2 separate regions of the Homo sapiens genome follow, and region 2 is linked to region 1. Evidence: read pairs that join two places in POLR2A ChIA-PET (ENCODE). Cell type or tissue: PC-9. All regions are shown on one strand.

Region 1 (5,000 bases):
TGCTCCCCATAGAACAGTGGGGCACCAATCAGCAGCAGCTCTGTCTCCCCATCTTGGTCCACGTCGACGCCACACAGCTCCCCACCGAAATAAGAGCCAATCTGTGGGGAGAGGCAGGTGTTTGGGGAAGCGCCTGTGGGAACAGCAGGGGTTGGCAGGGAGATACCTGTACCGTGTTCATCTTGTGCCACTCCCTCAAATGCAGGTTCCAATCTTGGATCCACCCCTAGTCTATGTGCGTTAAGACAAGGTGGGCTCTTTGAGGTTCAGTTTCTTAAACTAGAGAGGGAGATGACAGGGCTTACCTCTGTGTGTTATGAGGGATAAATGTGATCATGTTTAGCACAGGGGCTGCCACATGGTAAGTGGATGAGCATTCAAAGGACAGAAGGGAGTGTGATGTGTGTCCCGCCAGTCCCTGGTCTGCAGATGCCCTCGGACTGGGCGCACCTGGGTCCCATGGATTGTCTGGACCTGGCTCCAGTGTCCTCCGCCCTGTGGCTCTTGGAACAGCAGCACTCGGCCCATGTGCTGGTATCGAGGGGCTCCCGAGGCCAGCAACGAAGTCTTTTGCCGGGAGGGCAGCCAGGTCACGGTGTAACCTGAGGAAAGTGTGTGGGGTGTGGAGTTAGGAACACAGGATGCTGGAAGAACACCCAGCAGGAGAGGGGCAGGGGCCCCAGGGAATTGGGTTAGTAGCAGAGATGCATGGAAACAGCTGAAGACCTTCTCCTGAGAAAAGCATCCATGTGCTCCCAGCCAAACAAATCCTGCCATCTTGGGGATGGCATGTCTTCAACTGTGGGTGACATGCACACCCAGGGAAAAGCAGCTATGCACAACAAGTGGAGCGTGGAGCCTCTTCTGAGCCTCAGTTTACCTGAGGATTAGTAAGGAAGACTCCATTCTTTCTTCTTTTTTAGAGACAGAGTCTCGCTCTCTTGCCCAGGCTGGAATGCAATGGCGTGATCTCAGCTCACTGCAACCTCCGCCTCCCGGGTTCAAGCAATTCTCCTGCCTCAACCTCCCAAATAGCTGGGATTACAGGCGCCCAGCCACCACACCCAGATAATTTTTTGTATTTTTAGTAGAAACAGGGTTTTGCCATGTTGGCCAGGATGGTCTCAAACTCCTGGCCTCAGGTGATCCACCCACCTCAGCCTCCCAAAGTGCTGGGGTTACAGGCATAAGCCACTGTGCCCGGCCTCTTTTTTCTTAAATAATAAATTAAAATGGGAGTCCAGGTGCGGTGGCTCACGCCTGTAATCCCAGCGCTTTGGGAGGCCGAGGCAGGTGGATCACAAGGTCAGGAGATCGAGACCATCGTGGCTAACACGGTGAAACGCCGTCTCTACTAAAAATACAAAAAATTAGCTGGACGTGGTGGTAGGCGCCTGTAGTCCCAGCTACTTGGGAGGCTGAGACAGGAGAATGTGAACCTGGGAGGGGGAGCTTGAAGCGAGCTGAGATTTCGCTACTACACTCCAGCCCGGGCGACAGAGCGAGACTCCGTCTCAAAATAAATAAATAAATAAAATAAAATAAAATAAAATAAAATAAAATAAAATGGTATATATTAGTCAGAAGAATGCAAAGTTGGCATGGATATTAAAAATAAAGCATGTCTGGGCCAAGTGCAGTGGCTCACACCTGTAATCCTAACATTTTGGGAAGCCGAGGTAGGAGGATCACTTAGGCCAGAAGTTTGAGACCAGCCTGGGAAACATAGTGAGACCCCGTCTCTACAAAAAATTACAAAAACTAGCCAGGTGTGGTGATGCACACCTGTGATCCCAGGTACTAGAGAGGCTGAGAGGCAAAAGGATTGCTTGAACCCAGGAGTTCAAGGCTGCCTTGAACTACGATGGTGCCATTACACTCTAGCCTGGGTGACAGAGTGAGACCCTGTCTCTAACAAAATAAAATAAAGCAGGAAACTTGAAAAATTTTCATGCTTAAAGATATCATGTTGCCGGGCGCGGTGGCTCACGCCTGTAATCCCAGCAGTTTGGGAGACCGAGGCAGGCGGATCACGAGGTCAGGAGATCGAGACCACGGTGAAACCCCGTCTCTACTAAAAATACAAAAAATTAGCTGGGCATGGTGGCGGGCACCTGTAGTCCCAGCTACTCGAGAGGCTGAGGCAGGAGAATGGCGTGAACCCAGGAGGCGGAGCTTGCAGTGAGCTGAGATAGCGCCTCTGCACTCCAGCCTGGGTGACAGAGCAAGACTCCGTCTCAAAAAAAAAAAAGATACCATGTTGGCCGGGAGCGGTGGCACACGCCTGTAATCCCAGCACTCTGGGAGCCCAAGGCGGGTGGATCACCTGAGGTCAGGAGTTTGAGACCAGCCTGGTCAACATGGTGAAACCCCATCACTACTAAAAATACAAAAAATTAGCTGGGCGTGGTGGCGGGCACCTGTAGTCCCGGCTACTCAGGAGGCTGAGGCAAGAGAATCAGTTGAACCTGGGAGGTGGAGGTTGCAGTGAGCTAAGATCGCGCCACTTCACTCCAGCCTGGGCGACAGAGAGACTCAGTCTCAAAAAAAAAAAAAAAGAAAAAAAAGATATCATGTCAGTGTCAGGCTGTCTTCATCTTCAACTTCCTGTAATGAGGTTCTTTCCTCTAAGATACCAGGACAACCTCTATTGAATGTTCGAGGAAACACTGCAGGAAATTGGACCCAAGATTGGGCTAGAGCCAAGAGCCACCAGCAAGAATCCTCTGAGATGAGTCACTGACCCCATCTGATGGTCTCTGTGCAGAGCAGTTGAAAGTGAGTGAAGAAAACAGAGCTGTCCAAGGCCCTACAGCACATGGAAGGAAGAGTGAAGAGACGGAACCGCTTCCCTATTGTCGTATGGAGTCTGGAAGCACAAGGGTTAAGAACTCCAAATTCTTGAACTCCATGAGACAAGGTTTAAATCCTAGTGCTACTGCTTCCTAGCTGTGTAGTAGTTAAGTAAATTGCTTCATGCCTCTGTGCCTCAGTTTTCTCATCTACAAAAAGGGAAGAGGCTGGACATTGTGGCTCACGGCTATAACCTCAGCACTTTGGGAGGCTGAGGAAGGGGGATTGCTCAAAGCCAGGAGGTCAAGGCAGCAGTGAGCCAAGATGGTGCCACTGCACTCCAGCCTAGGTGACAAAGTGAGACCCTATGTCTAAAGAAAAAAAAAAGGAACAGTACCAATCTCATGGGGTGTGTTTTGAGAGTTAAATAAGACATGTATATAAAATGCTTAGTGCTACACTAGTGATAGCTAAACTGAGATCTGAAGGATAAGTAGCATAGTAGACACTCAGGATTCTGTTTATTTATCTATCCACATATATGTATATATTTATGTGTGTGTATAGTGGGGTGGGTGTCTAACTAGAGATTAAACTTTTTTTCTTTTTTCTTTTTTTTTGAGACAGAGTTTTGCTCTGTCACCCAGGCTGGACTGCAGTGGTACGATCTCGGCTCACTGCAACCTGTACCTCCAGAGTTCAAGAGATTCTCCTACCTCAGCCTCCCGAGTAGCTGGGATTACAGGTGCATGCCACCATGCCTGGCTAATTTTTTGCATTTTTATAGAGACGGACTTTCACCATGTTGGCCAAGCTGGTCTCGAACTCCTGACCTCAAATGATCTGCCAGCCTCAGCTTCCCAAAGTGCTGGGATTACAGTGTGAGCCACCACACCCAGCTAGAGATTAAATTTTAGAGTCATTTCTTCTTTTTTTTTTTTCACTGCAACCTTAACCTCCCAGGCTCAAGTGATCCTCCCATCTCAGCCTCCCAAGTAGCTGGGACCACAGGCATGCACAACCATGCCCAACTAATTTTTTTTTTTTTTTTGAGACAAAGTCTCTCTCTGTCACCCAGGCTGGAGTGCAGTAGTGCAATCTCGGCTCACTGTAACTTCCGCCTCCCAGGTTCAAGTGATTCTCCTGCCTCAGCCTCCCAAGTAGCTGGGACTACAGGTGCGTGTCACCACGTCCAGCTAATTTTTTTGTGTTTTTAGTAGAGACGGGGTTTCACCATGTTGGCCAGGCTGGTCTTGAACTCTTGACCTCAGGTGCTCTTGGACAATTCAAGAGGAGGAAGCCTTAAAAAGGAGTGGCCAGTCCTCTTACTAATAAGGCAGGTTGTTTTAAAATGTGCCTGGGATTTAATATATAGGTGTGACTGATGATACAGAGAGTCACTGTCATTGAAAGAAGTTTACTAGCCACAGTTCCAAGAGGGAGTAGGCACTGGATGCCATGCAGGGCCAGAGAGGGAAACACTACATTAGTGAAGAGGCAGGAGGAGCCAGGGAAGAGCATGGCCCAGAGCTCTTCTTGTGGTTTCCACAAGGAAGGGTGGCGAGCTAGGTTGGCAAGTTCAAGCAAGTTTAGGATTGCACAGTTTGAATAATTTTGGCTGGCTCTGGGCTATAGCGGTGGCCTCTGGTTGACTGATGCCTGGCTCTGAGCTGATTTAGGGCAGAGGAACTATCGGCTTATTGTGTAAGGATTAGACAAAGGAGGTGGCTGAGGATATGGGCTCGGAATTGGCTGGTTTGCATATAAAAGGCCTTTTTTTTTTTTTTTTTTTTAAGACGGAGTCTCGCTCTGTCATCTTGGCTGGAGTGCAGTGGCATGATCCTCAGTTCACTGCAACCTCCGCCTCCTGGGTTCAAGCGATTCTCCTGCCTCAGCCCCCTGAGTAGCTGGAATTAAAGGCACCCGCCATCATGCCCGACTAATTTTTGTATTTTTAGTAGAGATGGGGTTTTGCCATGTTGGCCAGGCTGGTCTCGAACTCCTGACCTCAGGTGATTCACCTGCCTCAGCCTCCCAAAGTGCTGGGATTACAGGTGTCAGCCACTGTGCTCGGCCCTGTTTGTTGAGACAGAGTCTTGCTCTTTTGCCCAGACTGGTGCGCAGCTGCGTGATCTCCACTCACTGCAACCTCCTCCTCTCAGGTTCAAACGTTTCTCCTGCCTCAGCCTCCAGAAGAGCTGGGACTA
Region 2 (5,000 bases), 260 kb before region 1:
GAGTCACCACCACAGCGGCCTCCTTTCAGCATCGACCTCTTCAAAGAGGAACAGCTGCTGGCCTTGGAAGACTACGTGGTCAACACTTACTTCCGCCACTTCAAGCTCTATAAATACGTCTTCACACCCCAGGTAGGGGGTGGTGGACCATGAGGAGCCACCCTCAACCGCCCCTCCCCTCAGCACAGGTGCACTCCTTTCAGCCTCCCTCTGCCTTGCTTCCCAGGTGCGGCTGGATCTGTCTTTGACTTACATGGGGCTACAGCCACCCAAACTGTGGCCAGAGAGTGAGACGGGTAAGGGAGAGTGCCAGGGCAGGGCTGGGCTGGGCCAGGCCTGGGGCCACAGTCTCTTCCTGCTTCTGGTTTGCAGAGAAAGAAGAAAGCAAGGAGATGGAGGAGCAGGCAGTTACCCCGCAGAAAGAGGAACTAGAGACAGTGGCCCCACCAGAGCCAGAGCCAAGTGAGGATCTGGAGAGGGCAGGCTGCCCTGTCCCTCTGAGCAGGTGTAGAATGAAGGGTTTGGATGACATCAGGACTTCAGACTTTTTGTTTTTAGTCAGAGTCCTTTCTCTAAATGATCCCTTATGCAGAAGTCCAAGATGACAGATAAAAGCACAGCTGCAGGCCAGGCGTGGTGGCTCACACCTGTAATCCCAGCACAATCTGAGGCAGGCGGATTGCCTGAGCTCAGGAGTTCGCGACCAGCCTGGGCAACACCGTGAAACCCCCTATCTACTAAAATACAAAAAATAGCCAGGCATGGTGGTGCGCGCTTGTAGTCCCAGCTACTCAGGAGGCTGAGGCAGGAGAACTGCATGAACCCAGGAGGTGGAGACTGCAGTGAGCCAAGATCTGGCCACTGCACTCCAGCCTGGGCAACAGAGCAAGACTCTGTCTCAAAACAAACAAACAAACAAACAAAAAGCACAGCTGAAGTGGCTCCAGAGAAATGATCATTAGAAAGCCAATGACGGTGGCTTAAAACCTATATGATGGGTTGATGGGTAAAGCAAACCACCATGGCCCATGTATACCTACGTAGCAAACCTGCATGTTCTGCTCGTATCCCAGAACTTAAGAGTTAAAAAAAAACAAAGAACAGGCCAGGTGCAGTGGCTCACAACTGTAATCCCAGCACTTTGGGAGGCTGAGGCAGGCGGATCACGAGGTCAGGAGATCGAGTCCATCCTGGCTAACACTGTGAAACCCCGTCTCTACTAAAAATACAAAAAGTTAGCCGGGCGTGGTGGCGGGTGCCTGTAGTCCCAGCTACTGGGAGGCTGAGGCAGGAGAATGGCATGAACCTGGGAGGCAGAGCTTGCAGTGAGCTGAGATCGCTGCCACTGCACTCCAGCCTGGGGGATAAAGCAAGACTCCATCTCAAAAAAAAAAAAAAAAAGAGAAAGCCAATGACAATAACAGCCAGCACATACTTGGCAATAGGTGTGCAGTGCATGCCCTGCTCTAAGCATTTTACATAAATTAACTCATTTAATCCTCCCTCAATCCTATGTGCTAGGTATCACTATCCACATTTCATACAAGGAAACTGAGGCACAGATAGGTTAAATAACCTGCCTAAGGTCACACAGCTACTGAGTAGGGATCAGAATTTGAAGCTGCAAAGTCCAGCATAGCCACCCTACCCAACTACCTCTCACACAAGGGCTTGCTAACATTTCCTAAAGGGAAACAACATTGCTACCTCTATATCCCCACCAGGGGAAATTTGGGGACTGTTTGCCCAACTAGGGACCATCCCCCCATTGCCAGACAGCATCTCTCCTCACCCTGCCCCTTCTTCCCTGCCCCTGCAGGCCACATCCACGTCCTCCGAGCCTACATCAAGACCCAAGTGAACAAAGAGCTGGAGCAGCTCCAGGGGCTGGTGGAGGAGCGGCTCAAGGCCAGCGAGGAAAGGCTCAGCAGCAAGTTGACTGCACTAGAGCGGCCCTTCCAGCTACCTCCGGGTAAAGGCAAGAGCAAGACCAAGTGACCCCCAACATTTTCCCCAATAAAGGTCTGGGCCAGAATGGCACCATCCCTGCACCCTGCTGAGCACCTTCTGGGCTTTCCTGCCCAAGCCAGACAGACACAGGACACCTGTTCTCCCTGGCGTGTAGCAGATTTTATTTCATATGCAGTGCATGCAGCACTGACCGGGCCAGGCGTGGCGTTCAGAATGGCTCCCTTCCACCCCAGCTCTGATCTCAGAGTCCTGGCCAGTGGGGAGAGAGGTACCGGGCTGGTCTTCAAGAGGGTAGCAGGATCATTAGTGGGCCTGAGGCCAGAGGCCAGAGCCCAGAGGAGCTGGAATGATCAAAACCCTTCTTCTGGAGAGTTCTGCTTCCTGGGAATCCCTGGGGTTGAGGTCCTAGCCCAGCACAAGCACGGCCTCATCCTCAGTTATAGCAGCAGAGTCTCCCTCCTCTTCAGGGCCCATGATGGGAAAAGGCCCAGGGGGCCGGTGCTGAAAGAGAGCCGCCCGGTTCTGCTGCTCCCCTTTCTTTACCCAGTGCCCGTAGAGCCGGAAGGCACAGTTGTCGATGAGGTGCCGCACTGACCGCAGCGCATAAGGGTCCCTCAACAGTGCATTCTTGGTCAGTGGCCGTACACGATGGGTGCTTAGGGCCACTCGTCCAGCAGCCAGCACTGTCCACACTGCCACCTGGGAAGGGGGGCAGGGTGAGCTCTAGTGCAGGGGAAAGATCATGGGACAGAGAAACGGGCCCAGACCCTGATACACTCAGGCTTACCCGGAACCGCTGGCGGGGGGTGAGGTTCCAGGGTTGGCTGCCTTCACAACGCTCAAAGAAGGGGTGCTGTAGGGCCTGCTCAGCTGTCAGGCGTGCCTCAGGATCCACCTGCAGCAGCCTGGAGATCTAGGAGAGACCCAGAGCATGAGGGGCAGCTCTTGGGCCTCCCCTACTGTCCTCTCAGCCCCCGCTCACCAGGTCTTTGACAGTGCTGGAACGGTCATCCCACTCGGGGGAACTGAACTGGTACTGGCCCTCCATGATCATGCGTAACATCAGGATCTGCCGCCGGTGCCAGAAGGGTGGCGAGCCAGCCAGGAGTGTGAACAAGATCACCCCACAGGCCCAGCTGGGAAAGAGACTGGAGTCAGGCGGGACTAGGTGACGGGCAGACCCAGCAAAGGACAGCAAGCACGGGAGGGAGGGGGAGACCAGGAACTCACAGGTCGACCTCCTTGCCATAGCCTGGGTGGGTTTCATCCATGGAGCATTTAAGGATCTCTGGCGCTAGATACCCTGGGGTCCCACACAACTCTGGGGAGAGAGGACCAAGATTGAGGGGATGCCACCAGCCCCTCTAGGGCCCTTAGCACTGGATCTCTGCTGGAGCCTCCTCAACGCTGCCAGGACTACCAGTGTTCCCATCTTCCTTCTGTCTGCCTTCTGCCAAGTCTCCTGCTGAGGCACTATCCCTGCGCAACAGTTGGCTCACCATGGCTCCTGGTGGCCTTCCTAGGAAAACCTGGGTTTTGGATTGATTTCAAGGTCCTTGTTCCACCATATCATTTGCCTCCTCCAACCCTACCTACCCACTATCCAAGCCAACCTACCCACTCCTCACAACTTGTTACCTTAGTTTTATATATATCATAATGCATATGGAAAGATTATGTATTTTTACATACATCATAATACATACGCAAAAAAAAATTTTCTGCATTCCTATCTGCCCAAACCTCTTCCTCCTCCTATAATCTCCAACTATCACTCAACCCAAGGGGAAGAAGTGGAGATAAGGAATTTCTTTTCTTTTTTTTTTGGAGATGGAGTCTTGCCCTGTCGCCTAGTCTGGTGTACAATGGCATGATCTCGGCTCAATGTAACCTCCGCCTCCTGGGTTCAAGCGATTCTCCTGCCTCAGTCTCCCGAGTAGCTGGGATTACAGGCACGTGCCACCACGCCTGGCTAATTTTTTGAATCTTTAGTAGAGACAGGCTTTCACCGTGTTGGCCAGGCTGGTCTTGAACTCCTGACTCGTGATCCGCCCACCTCGGGCTCCCAAAGTGCTGGGATTACAGGCGTGAGCTACCGCGCCCGGCGAGCTATGGGATTTCTTAAAGCACATAATGGGTAAGTCCTTTGTTTAAAACCCTTCCCTGATTCCACATCATGACACATGATCAAATCTACAGTTCTAAAGTCCAGAGCCCTCCAAAACTTTATCCAAGTCTGTATTTTTATATTTATTTATTTTTAGAGACAGGGTCGCTATGTCACACAGGCTGGAGTGTGGTGGCACTATCACAGCTCATTGTAGCCTTGGGCTCCTAGGCTCAAGTGAGCCTCCTCCTTCAGCCTCCCGAGTAGCTGGGGTGACAGATGCGTGCCACCACGCTTGGCTCAAGTCTGTATTTTTAGTTTGTTCTACCACTCGGGCACCAATTCTTCCAGTACTTTCTGAACCTTGTTCCATGGCACACTTCCAGGAGATTTTAACAGCCCCGAATTGAAACTGACTTTGTTGGGAAATTCATTCCTACACCAAGTATTTCTTGAATGCCAAGTTGCACTGATTTGCCAAGTGGCAAATGAGATGAGCCCTTACCGAGCTCACTGTCTACCTGAAGGCAAGTGAGAAATAACAATACAGTAAGACGTGTTGTGAATGAAGAAGATGGGAGAACAGAAAGCAAGGGGACCTAAGCTGCCCTGGAGGTTTAAAGTGAAGCCTGAATTACCCAAGCCAAGGAGAGGATGCAGTGGGCAGAGGCAAAGATGATTCCACAAACGGGAAAAGTACATGTGGAAGCCAAAGGGTTTTAAAGTACAACATCCACCAGACATGTGGGTCCACAGGTTAAGAGTATTAACTCTGGAGTCAGACTGTCCAAGTTCAAATCCTAGCATTAGGACCCTAGAGCAGTCATCTCACCTCTTTGAGCCAATCTATAAAAAAAGAGACACAAATACTGTCTGTCACACAGGGCTGTGGAGAGGATTTAGGGGAATAAGCCATATAAAG

Evidence for each region. Peaks named below come from ENCODE experiments on the same cell type or tissue, not always from the same donor. Only the 100,000 strongest peaks of a DNase experiment are listed, where the experiment ranks them.
Region 2: POLR2A ChIA-PET joins it to region 1 with 36 read pairs; 2 of 35 experiments call an interaction of 5 or more read pairs at or near these places.

What each region holds. Positions count from the first base shown.
Region 1 is chr16:30,489,814-30,494,813 of GRCh38, reverse strand. It overlaps ITGAL (integrin subunit alpha L), which reads right to left. Exons shown (of 31, transcript NM_002209.3): 12 at 451-602; 13 at 1-101. Among named protein-coding and RNA genes, the nearest start is that of ITGAL-AS1, 7.2 kb to the left of the region's middle. In PC-9, no CTCF peak of the experiment used is centred here; a DNase peak (open chromatin) is centred at 2,703.
Region 2 is chr16:30,754,474-30,759,473 of GRCh38, reverse strand. It overlaps PHKG2 (phosphorylase kinase catalytic subunit gamma 2), which reads right to left. Exons shown (of 10, transcript NM_000294.3): 7 at 3,202-3,292; 8 at 2,954-3,107; 9 at 2,759-2,884; 10 at 1-2,670. The coding sequence ends at 2,377. CFAP119 (cilia and flagella associated protein 119) reads left to right here. Exons shown (of 9, transcript NM_001014979.3): 6 at 16-132; 7 at 227-296; 8 at 373-462; 9 at 1,820-2,051. The coding sequence ends at 1,998. Among named protein-coding and RNA genes, the nearest start is that of CFAP119, 5.1 kb to the left of the region's middle. RefSeq lists an enhancer at 452-551. In PC-9, no CTCF peak of the experiment used is centred here; no DNase peak of the experiment used is centred here.